Linked DNA regions of Homo sapiens: region 2 is linked to region 1. Evidence: chromatin contacts called from ENCODE Hi-C or POLR2A ChIA-PET data. All regions are on one chromosome and are shown on one strand. Each heading gives the region's core, a stretch centred on a gene start or an enhancer-like site at or near the end of the contact. The rest is flanking DNA. Distances are from core to core; before and after follow the strand shown. Region 1 holds the start of TUFT1 (tuftelin 1). Region 2 holds the start of PIP5K1A (phosphatidylinositol-4-phosphate 5-kinase type 1 alpha).

Region 1 (5,568 bases), core at 2,945-5,444:
CAACATGATGAAACCCCATCTCTAGTAAAAGTACAAAAATTAGCTGGGCATGGTGGCCCATGCCTGTAATCCCAGCTACTCGGGAGGCTGAGGCAGGAGAATTGCTTGAACCAGGGAGATGGAGGTTGCAGTGAGCCAAGATTGTGCCACCGCACCCCAGCCTGGGTGACAGAGTGAGACTCCATCCTCCCCCTCCCACCGCCCAAAAAAAAGGTGATTTAAGGCCAGGTGCAGTGGTGCACACCTGTAATCCCAGCACTTTGAGAGGCCGAGGCAGGAAGATTACTTTAAACCAGGAGTTCAAGACTAGCCTGGGCAACATAGTGAGAACCCATATCTACGAAAAATGAAAAATTAGCTAAACATGTTGAGTATGCCTGTGGTCCCAGCTACTTGGGAGGCTGAGGTGAAAGGATCCCTTGAGTCCAGGAGTTCAAGGCTGCAGTGAGCTATGATCACACCACTGCACTCCAGCCTGGGCAACAGAGTGAGACCCTGTCTCAAAAAAAAAAAAAAAAGTGATTTAAAGAAGGATGGAAAGAAGGAAGAGAGGGAAGGAGGGAAATGAAATCAGAGATCATCCATGGTAAAGTCTAATGTCATAGACATCTGTTCTTTTGCCACGCAGCTTCCATTCCCCTCCACTGATAACAACACTTGGGTCTTTGGAGAATCTCCTTCCATCACTGTAATCTGGGGGGGGCCTATCAGTCAAGGAACCCTGTCCTGCTCTGGACAACTGGGGGCCAAGGGACAATGGTACTCTCTCCCTGGAATCTTGAGCATAATGGTGCAGAGACCTAAAACAGCTGGAACCAATTCACCAATAGTAGTAAGCCTCCATCGTTCCACTTACCCAGGCCCCAGAACATCCTTGGTTAGGGCTTTCTAAGCTTTCCCTTAAATTCTGTGAACTGCTCTATTTCCTTCTAATAATTTCCTCATCTGCTTAGTTTAGCTGGAGTCATTCTCTGTTGTTTATAACCAAAGGAAGTTAATGGAAATATCTAGTAAAAAGGAGTTTGGTGTTTATTTGTTCTTTTATTTGCCAATATAACTTACCACAGTGGCTTGCAAAACTTTTCAATCTCAAAAACATATTTCACATCAAGACCCAGTAAACAAACACGTACATATATAATACACACACACACACACACACACACACACACACATATATATATAACTGAAATAAAAGTTCTACCAAAAATGTCTATCCTCACTAACACTCTAAGAGTGTTAATTCTATTTCTTTTTTAATACTGGTCTGACCTACTAAGTTGATCTCAGACCCACTACTGGTTATGGTCTGCAGTTCTGAAAAACACTGGCTCCTTGTACCTGCTGCATCTGCCTCCAACAATAAAAACATCCCAGAGAGTGTATTGGCCCTATGTCCATGTCCACATGTGATACGCTAAGGCACACTGCCTGGCTAGTGGGGAAACACCAACAGAGTCCCAGGGCCCTCACTCCCAGTAGGATCTCTAATCAGTTCAACTGTCTACATTCTGACTCCGGAAGAAACATCTGTTCATTTATTTATTGACTCACTTTGCACATGAATTGAGCACCCATTCAGTGGTGTGAATATATGACAGATTCCTGGGGGTTGTCCAGAGCCATAAATTCTGTCTGCAAGTTGGCTCAGAGAAGAGGAATCCAGGACAAGGCCTGTGTCCCGACTGTTCACCATCTCCTCCCCTCCCTTAAGGGCCCAGGAATGTCTCCAAGATCAGATCTGGGCAATGATTACTTCATTCCCAGCTCTGGAGTAAAATAAGTCTCAAGTTCAGCCTAGAAAAAAGGAATAAAAGGGAATTTCTGTCTCTCCCTTGCTCTAGAGGTCTCTGGTTAGCTTCAAACTAACCTATGATGGAGACCATCTGAATTCCTTGTCCATTATTTTCTCTTAGTAATTTTTTCTGCCCCACCAGACAAAGAGCAAAAACATCAAGAAAGAGTAAAAGGGGCCAGATGTAGTGGCTCATGCCTGTAATCCCAAGCCTTTGGGAGGCCAAGGTGGGCAGACTGCTTGAGCCCAGGAGTTCGAGACTAGCCTGGGCAACATGGTGAAATCCCATCTCTACCAACAGAAAAAAAAAAAAAAAATTTTAGTCAGGTGTGGTGGCATGTGCCTACAGTCTCAGCTACTTGGGGAGACTGAGGTAGGAGGATCTACTGAAACCAGGAGGTGGAGGTTGCAGTGAGCTGAGATCATGCCATTGCACTCCAGCCTGGGCAACAGAGCAAGGCCCTGTCTCAAAAAAAGAGAAAAGAAAAGAGAAAAGAAAAGAAAGGAAGAAAGAAAAAAAATAGTAGAGGTTAATGATTCATTAACACTGCCAGTGCCAACTTGGTCTTAGACTTCTTTCCGGATCTCTTTTCTATATAGCAAGCAAGCAAAAAGCAGCCCAAACATCCCTCTCCTTTATTTATCTCATACCCTTTTCCCTCAACTATTCCAAAAGAGAGAGCAAGAGCATGGAAGAGAAGCTATAGGTGGTGTGCATCTGAAGTCCCAGCTACTCAGGAGGCTGAGGCAGAAGGATTGAGGCCAGGAGTTCAAGGCTGTGGTGTGCTATGATTGCACCCGTGAAGAGCCACTGTACTGCAGCTCCGGCAACATAGCAAGACACTCGTCGCTTAAAAACAAAGAGCAGGGAGTAGGACTTGTGGCTGACACATAATGGATAGATTTCTTCCATCTCTTCAGAGTCTCATAGCTGGGGATGTGGCAGGCTACAGAAGAATGGGGTTTGGGCAACTGGGGTTGGCCAATAGCAACATCTGTATTTTAATGTGGCAAAAACACTCATAGCCCAGGCAGAAATGGAGAGGGGACTGGGAAAAGAACTAAATGACCATCTGTATTCTAAACCTGAAATGAGTTTGAAGAAGAGCCATAATCTAGCTGCAGTTGGGTTAGCTCTACCTCAAGAGCAGGATGAGGCAGGCAGAGAGTAAGGGAGTCAGATGTGGGAGGGGGGATGATACACAAGTTCCCCATCACCTTAGTTTTCATTTCACTCCCACCCACAATAGCTTGGAAATTGATGAAATAGTACACACCTAATCTGGGTTAAGTTCCCCAAAAGAGCCTAGAAACACTCAGCCACAAATTACCCTCCTCAGCCTCTGGAGAGGAAAAACCATATGGTCAGCTAGGGTGGGGAGAACTGGGACTGGGAGCCAGAGAAAGAGGAGAGAGGGGTAGACCAGCCTGCACTGGAGAACGCCCCCTTTCTCCGCAACCCTCTCCCCGTCCAGAAGCCTTCGCTTGGGTCACTTCCCTCCCCTTCTCGGCCCGGGTTCTGCATCCCCTTCCTCCACTATCCCAGGGCCTGGCGGCTGGAGACGGAAGCAAAACTAACACACCGTCCCAGGAAGCTATCGGCAGGCAGATAGAGGGAGGAAAACAAGAGAACTACAAGGGGGAAGAAGGAGAAATCCAAGACAAGAGGTGACCCCCGGGCGGAAAGCCCTATCCCTTAGCGAAAGGTAGAGTCCCTAGCCAATCTCGGAATAGTTTGAGTCCTACCGTCCCCTACTTGCCCCCCGCCCTCCAGTCCAAGCCCTGTAATTTACTCTACCATTTTTCTTGTTACTGATCATCCAAAGCACCATGATGAAATTCTTTGGAGGGCCTCGGAGGTCACCAGGACCCTCGACCCACGGGAAAGCCTAAGCCTCCTCGGCAGGACACAACGTCCAAAGGCGCTCAGGGACCCAGTCGCTTGAGCTCATTCTCTTATGACCCAATGTGGCTGCCCAAAAGACGCCTGAGACCCGCGGCCCAAGCACGGGCTCGCCGGCGCCGAGTCCCAGGCAGGAGCCGCAGTGTCCTACCAAAGGGCAGGGACGCCCCGAACCCTCCAGCCTCAAAGGAGTCTTCACCCCGCGACTCCCACTGCCCGTCGCAGGCAAAAGAATAAAAAGAGAGAAGCGCCGCGCAGGGCTGACCGCGCGAGCCGGGCACCAGGTGATGTCAGCCAACACGGCGCGGGGCACGGAAGGGGCGGACTTAGAAACCGGGAATACAAAACGGAGAAGACAGCGAGAGCGCTTTTTCTTACCGCCGCCTGGTCCTCTGGGTGCACGTCCACCAGGGTACACCAGTTCCGCGTCCCGTTCATCTTCCCTCGGGGTCGCAGCACACACGCCACTTGTCCACCCCGCTGTCTGGCTCCAACTGGGCGGGCGCGCGCGGAACCGCCCCCTTGTATAGGCCCATCAGGGGCGGGGCTGAAGATAGGCCGCGCCCCCAGTTCGCGGTTTCGCAGAGAACTAACGATAGGCGAGGAGGTGAGGTGGGCGGAGCCAATGGGTCTGGGACATGCCCCATCGGTGCTCGCATAGATTTACACAAAGGTGGGGCTTGGGAGCGACATGGGGCTGCTTTAACTGAACAGCTTTATCTGGAGTATGTGGTTGCACATTCTTCATTAATCTTGTCGCTTTCCATCTTTCCAAGATCAGTGTTGGTCAGAGGGAATCACCCTGCCTGCTCCTAGTGGATGAGGAGTTGGAACCTGCAAAAGCTTCCTTCCATACATGCTCCTCTCCCTATACGTAAGCCACCTGTAGGCTTTGTGGAGCTGAGTAAACCTTTCCTCCACCGCAGAAAGGCAGGCACCAAGGTCCAGCTCACTCAGACTGGCCTAAGCCAGTCTGGCAGGTGCACTTCCTTGGCAAGAGGCCCAGGAGGCCCAGTCAGCTTAGGCTCTGGGTGGGGCTTGTTTTGCAGAAGCTCTTTTACTGACGCTGCCCTTATATAGTTGGGAGAGGCGGGACACATTGCCTTAAAAGGAATTTGTGTTCGTGAGAAAGGATGAGCCTTGACTTTTCCAGTTGCATTTTCTCCCCAAGCCTAGGCTGGGATCTTGAGGGCCTAGAAGAGAGGGTTGGCCAAGCAGGACCCTGGAGCTTCGTCCCCGCCCAGCTGCTCTTGGCAGATGGCTTCTTCACTTGGCTGTGGTCCACAGAGACAGCAGACAGAATACTTTAGGAGGAGGTCTGACCCACTCCTGAAGGGATAGTACTCCTATACCTGGCAATAGGCTCTAGTGAAGGGCCAGCTCCCTCTTCAAGGCAACACTAGGGCAGGAACAGCAGAAATGTCCCTACCTCCCAGTTAGGGACTGGGTCCTATGTCAGTTAGGAATGAATGAGGATTTTTCTACCTGGGAAGTGAATGCTGGGGTTATCACTATGACCCAAGGGAATAAAACCCAGTTCTGGTCTGTTCTACTCTAACCCTCAAAAAGGCATTTACTGCTGGCCAGGCGCAGTGGCTTATGCCTGTAATCCCACCACTTTGGGAGGCCGAGGTGGGCGGATCACAAGGTCAGGAGTTTGAGACCAGCCTGACCAACACAGTGAAACGCCATCTCTACTAAAAATACAAAAATTAGCTGGGTGTGGAGGCACGCGCCTGTAATCCCAGCTACTCAGGAGGCTGAGGCAGGAGAATCGCTTGAACCCGGGAGGCAGAGGTTGCAGTGAGCTGAGATCATGCCATTACACTCCAGCCTGGGTGACAGAGTGAGACTCCGTCTCAAAAAAAAA
Region 2 (5,066 bases), core at 394-2,893, 340 kb after region 1:
CCCCCACCCATCTTTCTTCTTCTCAGGCCTAATTTCCAAAACATCACTTCTCGCAGTCTCTACTGCAATTCAAGACTCCATTCCATCTTTCCCATCTGTTTTTAAGGTCTTTGACCTTAATTTCCTACATTCCTTAGACTCTCTTCAAAATTTCCATTCCTTCCCAAAGTTGGGCAGTTTAGAGTTGGGAATCACCAAAGGAATTAGTCTGAGAAAGTATGTATGTGTGTCTGTGTGCCTGTGCGGCCCTAAGGGTGGGGGTGCGAAGTGAGAAGGGGTGACACATTAGGGGGGAGTATCTGAGGGAAAAGATGGCTTCAACAACTCCCGCCCACCCAACAAAATTCACGATTCCCTACCTCTCCAGAAATCGAAAGCGTCCAATAACTTTTCGATATCTTTTAAGTCCCATGGCTTCTCTTCAACATTTTCATCCAATTAGCCCACAATCAACTTAGATTCCACCTGCCTCTCACACTAAGTAGTTCTCTCTACTTCTTAGGCCTCCATTTACTTTCTTAGTTTCTCTACTCCCTTCCGTTTCTCTTGTTTCCTACCGCAACTTCTTTTTTTTTTTTTTTGAGACAGGGTCTCACTCTCTCGCCCAGACTGGAGAGCAGTGGCCCAATCTCGGCTCACCGCAAGCTCTGCCTCCCAGGCTCAAGGGATTATCCTGCCTCAGCCTCCCAAGTAGCTGGGATTACAGATGCACGCCACTACTGTCCGGATAATTTTTGTATTTTTAGTAGGGACGAGATTTCTCTATGTTGGCCAGGCTCGTCTCGAACTTCTGACCTCAAATGATCCGCCCGCCAAGGCCTCCCAAAGTGCTGAGATTACAGGCGTGAGCCACCGCGCCGGGCCACCCTACCCCCACCTTCAATCTCCATCCGTCCTCCTCAAAGACAACCAAAGTTTTCGACAACTTCTTAATCAAACTTATCCTTTCCTCAAACTCCTGCCCGCTCATAAATCCCTATTTGAAAGCCCAGCTCGCGCCCACTTACCGGTAACACGTAGGACATTCCCAGCTACAGGTACCCTCTTAGGTCTCGCTCTTCCTCCCATCGCATATTCCTCACCAGCTCCCTACCCACGCCCTGCCGGGCTTACCTGAGGACAAGGTACAGGAAGGGACCGCGGGATCAAAGGATGAAAAACCGACCGAAGACGACGGCCCGGAGGAGGCCGACGCCATCTTAGCAGCCCCCTCCCCCTCAGCGGCCTGGCTCTCTTTCAATCCGGTTCTTCCTCTTCTCGGAATCGAATCTTCCCAACGTCTCTTTACAGAACCCGCGTTCTGTGGGCCACCTCCCCGCCCCCTCCGGGGCCTCCCTCAGACACGTCGAGCCGGCTCCTGGACCAGCTCAAGGCCACACCATTCGCCTGGCATGGGGAAGAACTCACGTCCCGCACCCCCTCCACAAGTTTAACCGCTTTCCACAGGGGATACTTTCCCCTTTCACAGAAGAGTAAGCTTAAGCTGGCTGCTGGGACCTTGCGCCCAGACCAAGCCACATCTGAAAAAAAAACGAGGCATGAAAAGTCCCAAAGGAGCGAACGCCCCTTCTCCGTCCTTCCTAACCACGGCCTGTTAATCGCCCAACCCGGCCGCTTCACTCCGGGTAGCCAAGCAAAAAATCCGAGCACTGCGCATGCGCCCGACCTTCTCGGGGCATCAGCCCACTCATTGGGGAGAAAAAAGGAGCAAAACCAATCGGGAGGCTGCTAATGGTCACGTGAGGTGGGTCCTCACGCCCTGACGAGTCCACGGGTGGAAGATGTGCGCGCGCGGGTTGGCCGACAGTCCCTACGGTGGCTCGGCAGGTCCTCTTAGGTTCAGTTCTTTGCTAGGACTGGGTCGAGTGATCTGAACTCGGGACAAGAGTCGGTCCGCCAAGTCCTCTGAAATTCCTAACCCAGGAAAGAACTCTCTGCGGGAGTACTGGTGTCAAGTCAGAGACGTTAAGGTGTCGAATATCACAAAACATTTAATACCACCAAGAACTCTTCTTAGTCTTTTTCCTGTTTTACTACTCTTGTTTACTATTTGATTAAACGTGCGTGCATGTCTTACCTTCCTCGGAATGGCATTCGAAATAGATCTGTGTTTTGTTTGCCTCAAGCACAAAGTTAGGCACTGCACAGTGACGGAGTTCAGTAAATATTTGATGCATGAATCAGTGAAGACCTGTCAAAAAAGGGCACGGGAGGCTATCAGGGACTTATCACAACCTTCCCGCGACCCAACCCCTTTAGCCTCCAACTGTCAATTATCTGTGCTCCAAAGGGCATGGAGATACACAGAAAAATTTCTCCCATTGTAGTCTTCGTAGTAACTGCTCGTTTTTAACAAAGTACCCCGTAGGCTATGAACCCTGGTGGGAAGACCAGTCTCTCTGAGCAGACTGTAAAACTTCTGGGGAGCAAGGACTGTGTTTGGTTCACTCTTGTATCTCCAGCTCCTCCAGTGACTTCGTACATAGTAGGGGCTCCATAATTATCTGTGGAATGAATAAATAAAGAGGAATGGTAAAACATTCGGGGTAAGAGTCGGTCAGATAGATCCTCTCAAACTCATGGCCCATGAAATAACTCCATTAAAACAGGTTTTGTGGCCGGGCGCGGTGGCTCACGCCTGTAATCCCAGCACTCTGGGAGGCCGAGGCGGGTGGATCACGAGGCCAGGAGATCGAGACCATCCTGGCTAACACGGTGAAACCCCGTCTCTACTAAAAATACAAAAAATTAGCCGGGCGTGGTGGCGGGCGCCTGTAGTCCCAGGCTACTCGGGAGCCTGGGGCAGGAGAATGGCATGAACCTGGGAGGCGGAGCTTGCAGTGAGCGGAGATCGCGCCACTGCACTCTAGCCTGGACGACAGAGCGAAACTGTCTCAAAACAAAACAAAACAAACAAACAAAAAAAACAGGTTTTGTAACCCCCAGAATGACCTGGTTATCCTCTTTCCAGATGTCTTGTGGGTCCTCATAAAGTAACCTAGGACCCGAACATCCATAGAATATCCCCATGCAGGCCGGGCGCCGTGGCTCACGCCTGAAATTCCAGCACTTTGGGAGGCCGAGGTAGGTGGATCATCTGAGCTCAGGAGTACGAGACAAGCCTGGCCAACATAGTGAAACCGCGTCTCTACTAAAAATACAAAAAATTAGCTGGGCGTGGTGGCGGGTGCCTGTAATCCCTGCTACTCGGGAGGCTGAGGCAGGAGAATCGCTTGAACCCAGGAGGCAGAGGTTGCAGTGAGCCAAGATCGCGCCATTGCACTCCAGCCTGGGCAACGAGAGCGAAACTCAGTCTCAAAAAAAAAAAAAAAAAGGCCGGGCGCAGTGGCTCACGCCTGTAAGCCCAGCACTTTGGGAGGCCGAGGCGGGCGGATCACCTGAGGTCGGGAGTTCAAGACCAGCCTGACCAACATGGAGAAACGCCGTCTCTACTAAAAATACAAAATTACCCAGGCGTAGTGGAGCATTCCTGTAATCCCAGCTACTCGCTACGCCGGAGGCTGAGGCAGGAGAATTGATTGAACCTGGGAGGCAGACGTTTCGGTGAGCCGAGATGGCGCCTTTGCACTCCAGCCTGGGCAACAAGAGCGAAACTCCAACTCAAAAAAAAAAAAAAAAAAAAATCCCCATGCATTTACTGCAGCCTTCTACTCCTCCCTTATGAAGATCTAAGATAATTGTTTCCCTGCTGCCACCTGCTGGATTATTCGTCTTCCTTTGGGCACCGAAAGTAGACAAAATCTTGTTTGTAATTCCACAGCAGTGGAATTTTGTTGTGTTGAAGTATTTTATAATTCCCTGTACCTATACCCTCCACTCAACTAAACAGGACAGGAACTAGTGAGGGGCACACTGAGCACAGGATTTGGCTCATAGGTATTCAATAAATAAATATTTGTTGAATAAATTATCCTTGTTTTCCGAAAAGGCATAGGATTGCTACCATTTCCTGAGTTACTTTAGAAATCGGATAGTGTAGCCGGACGCGGTGGCTCACGCCTGTAATCCCAGCACTTTGGGAGGCCGAGGCGGGCGGATCACGAGGTCAGGAGATCGAGACCATCCTGGCTAACACAGTGAAACCCCGTCTTTACTAAAAATACAAAAAATTAGCCGGGTGAGTTGGCCGGCGCCTGTAGTAGCCCCAGCTACTCGGGAGGCTGAGGCAGGAGAATGGCATGAACCTGGGAGGCGGAGCTTGCACTGAGCCGAGATCGTGCCACTGCACTGCAGCCTGGGCGACAGAGCGAGACTCCGTCTCAAAAAAAAAAAAAAAAAAAAAAAAAAAATCGGCTGGTGTTGATGTAAAGCTGTTTCTGATTTTAAAATTGGAAACAGACTAATAAATCCCAGAATGACCAACGCAGTCAAACAGAGGAATCTTCTCCCTGTGAGCTAATCTGTGAATTCCATTTTATTTTATTTTTGAGACAGAGTCTGGCTCTGTCACCCAGGCTGGAGTGCAGTGGCGCTTGGCTTACTGCAACCTCCACCTCCCGGGTTCAAGCGATTCTCCTGCCTCAGCCTCCCGAGTAGCTGGGACTACAGGCATGCACCACCACGCCCAGCTAATTTTTTATATTTTTAATTTTTATTTTCATCAAGTACTATTTTTATTTTTAATTTCACCAACTCCCACTCAGTCCCTGGGGCGCCCCCACTCCCACTCAGTACCTGGGGTGTCCTCTGAGTCATGGAACCACTCCTCCCCGGTAACATTCCTGGCATAGTAGAACTGTGGTGACGTGGCAGGGTGTGGAAACAGGGGCAGAGCAGGACATGTTGGCTTAGTGCCCCAAGGAAACAGAAAAGGGAGTTCACCAATACATACTTTGGGAAAGGGGGTACAATCTGATGACCTCAAAGTAGGGCCACAGGTACAGACTTCAGTACATGTGAGTACACACCCACACCTTTATTAAAGTGTCATTCATATCTTAGAACAGTTTCTTTATTTTATTTATTTATTTATTTTATTATTGTTTTTTTTTTGAGACAGAGTCTCCCTCTGTCGCCCAGGCTAGAGTGCAGTGGCGCGATCTTGG

Evidence for each region. A loop is a pair of places that touch in the nucleus more often than their neighbours do. ChIA-PET counts read pairs that join two places held with the same protein, here RNA polymerase II (POLR2A). Pooled maps may share reads with other maps.
Region 2: a loop to region 1 is called in a map of PC-9, with 5 times the contacts of the local background. The contact joins the promoter of PIP5K1A here to the promoter of TUFT1 in region 1. A Hi-C loop is called at or near these places in 3 of 168 maps with a recorded cell type or tissue (PC-3, PC-9 and chondrocyte) and 4 of 50 pooled maps. POLR2A ChIA-PET finds 5 or more read pairs at or near these places in 3 of 52 experiments (AG04450, HEK293 and MCF 10A).

The regions. Positions count from the first base shown.
Region 1 is chr1:151,538,935-151,544,502 of GRCh38, reverse strand. TUFT1 (tuftelin 1) reads right to left here and starts at 4,194. Exons shown (of 13, transcript NM_020127.3): 1 at 4,077-4,194. The coding sequence starts at 4,136. RefSeq lists enhancers at 3,387-3,901, 3,902-4,417, 4,933-5,449.
Region 2 is chr1:151,195,129-151,200,194 of GRCh38, reverse strand. It overlaps PIP5K1A (phosphatidylinositol-4-phosphate 5-kinase type 1 alpha), which reads right to left and starts at 1,643. Exons shown (of 16, transcript NM_001135638.2): 1 at 1,114-1,643. The coding sequence starts at 1,198. LOC124904419 (a long non-coding RNA gene) reads left to right here and starts at 1,670. Exons shown (of 2, transcript XR_007066620.1): 1 at 1,670-1,744; 2 at 1,855-2,088. RefSeq lists enhancers at 1,166-1,245, 1,346-1,545.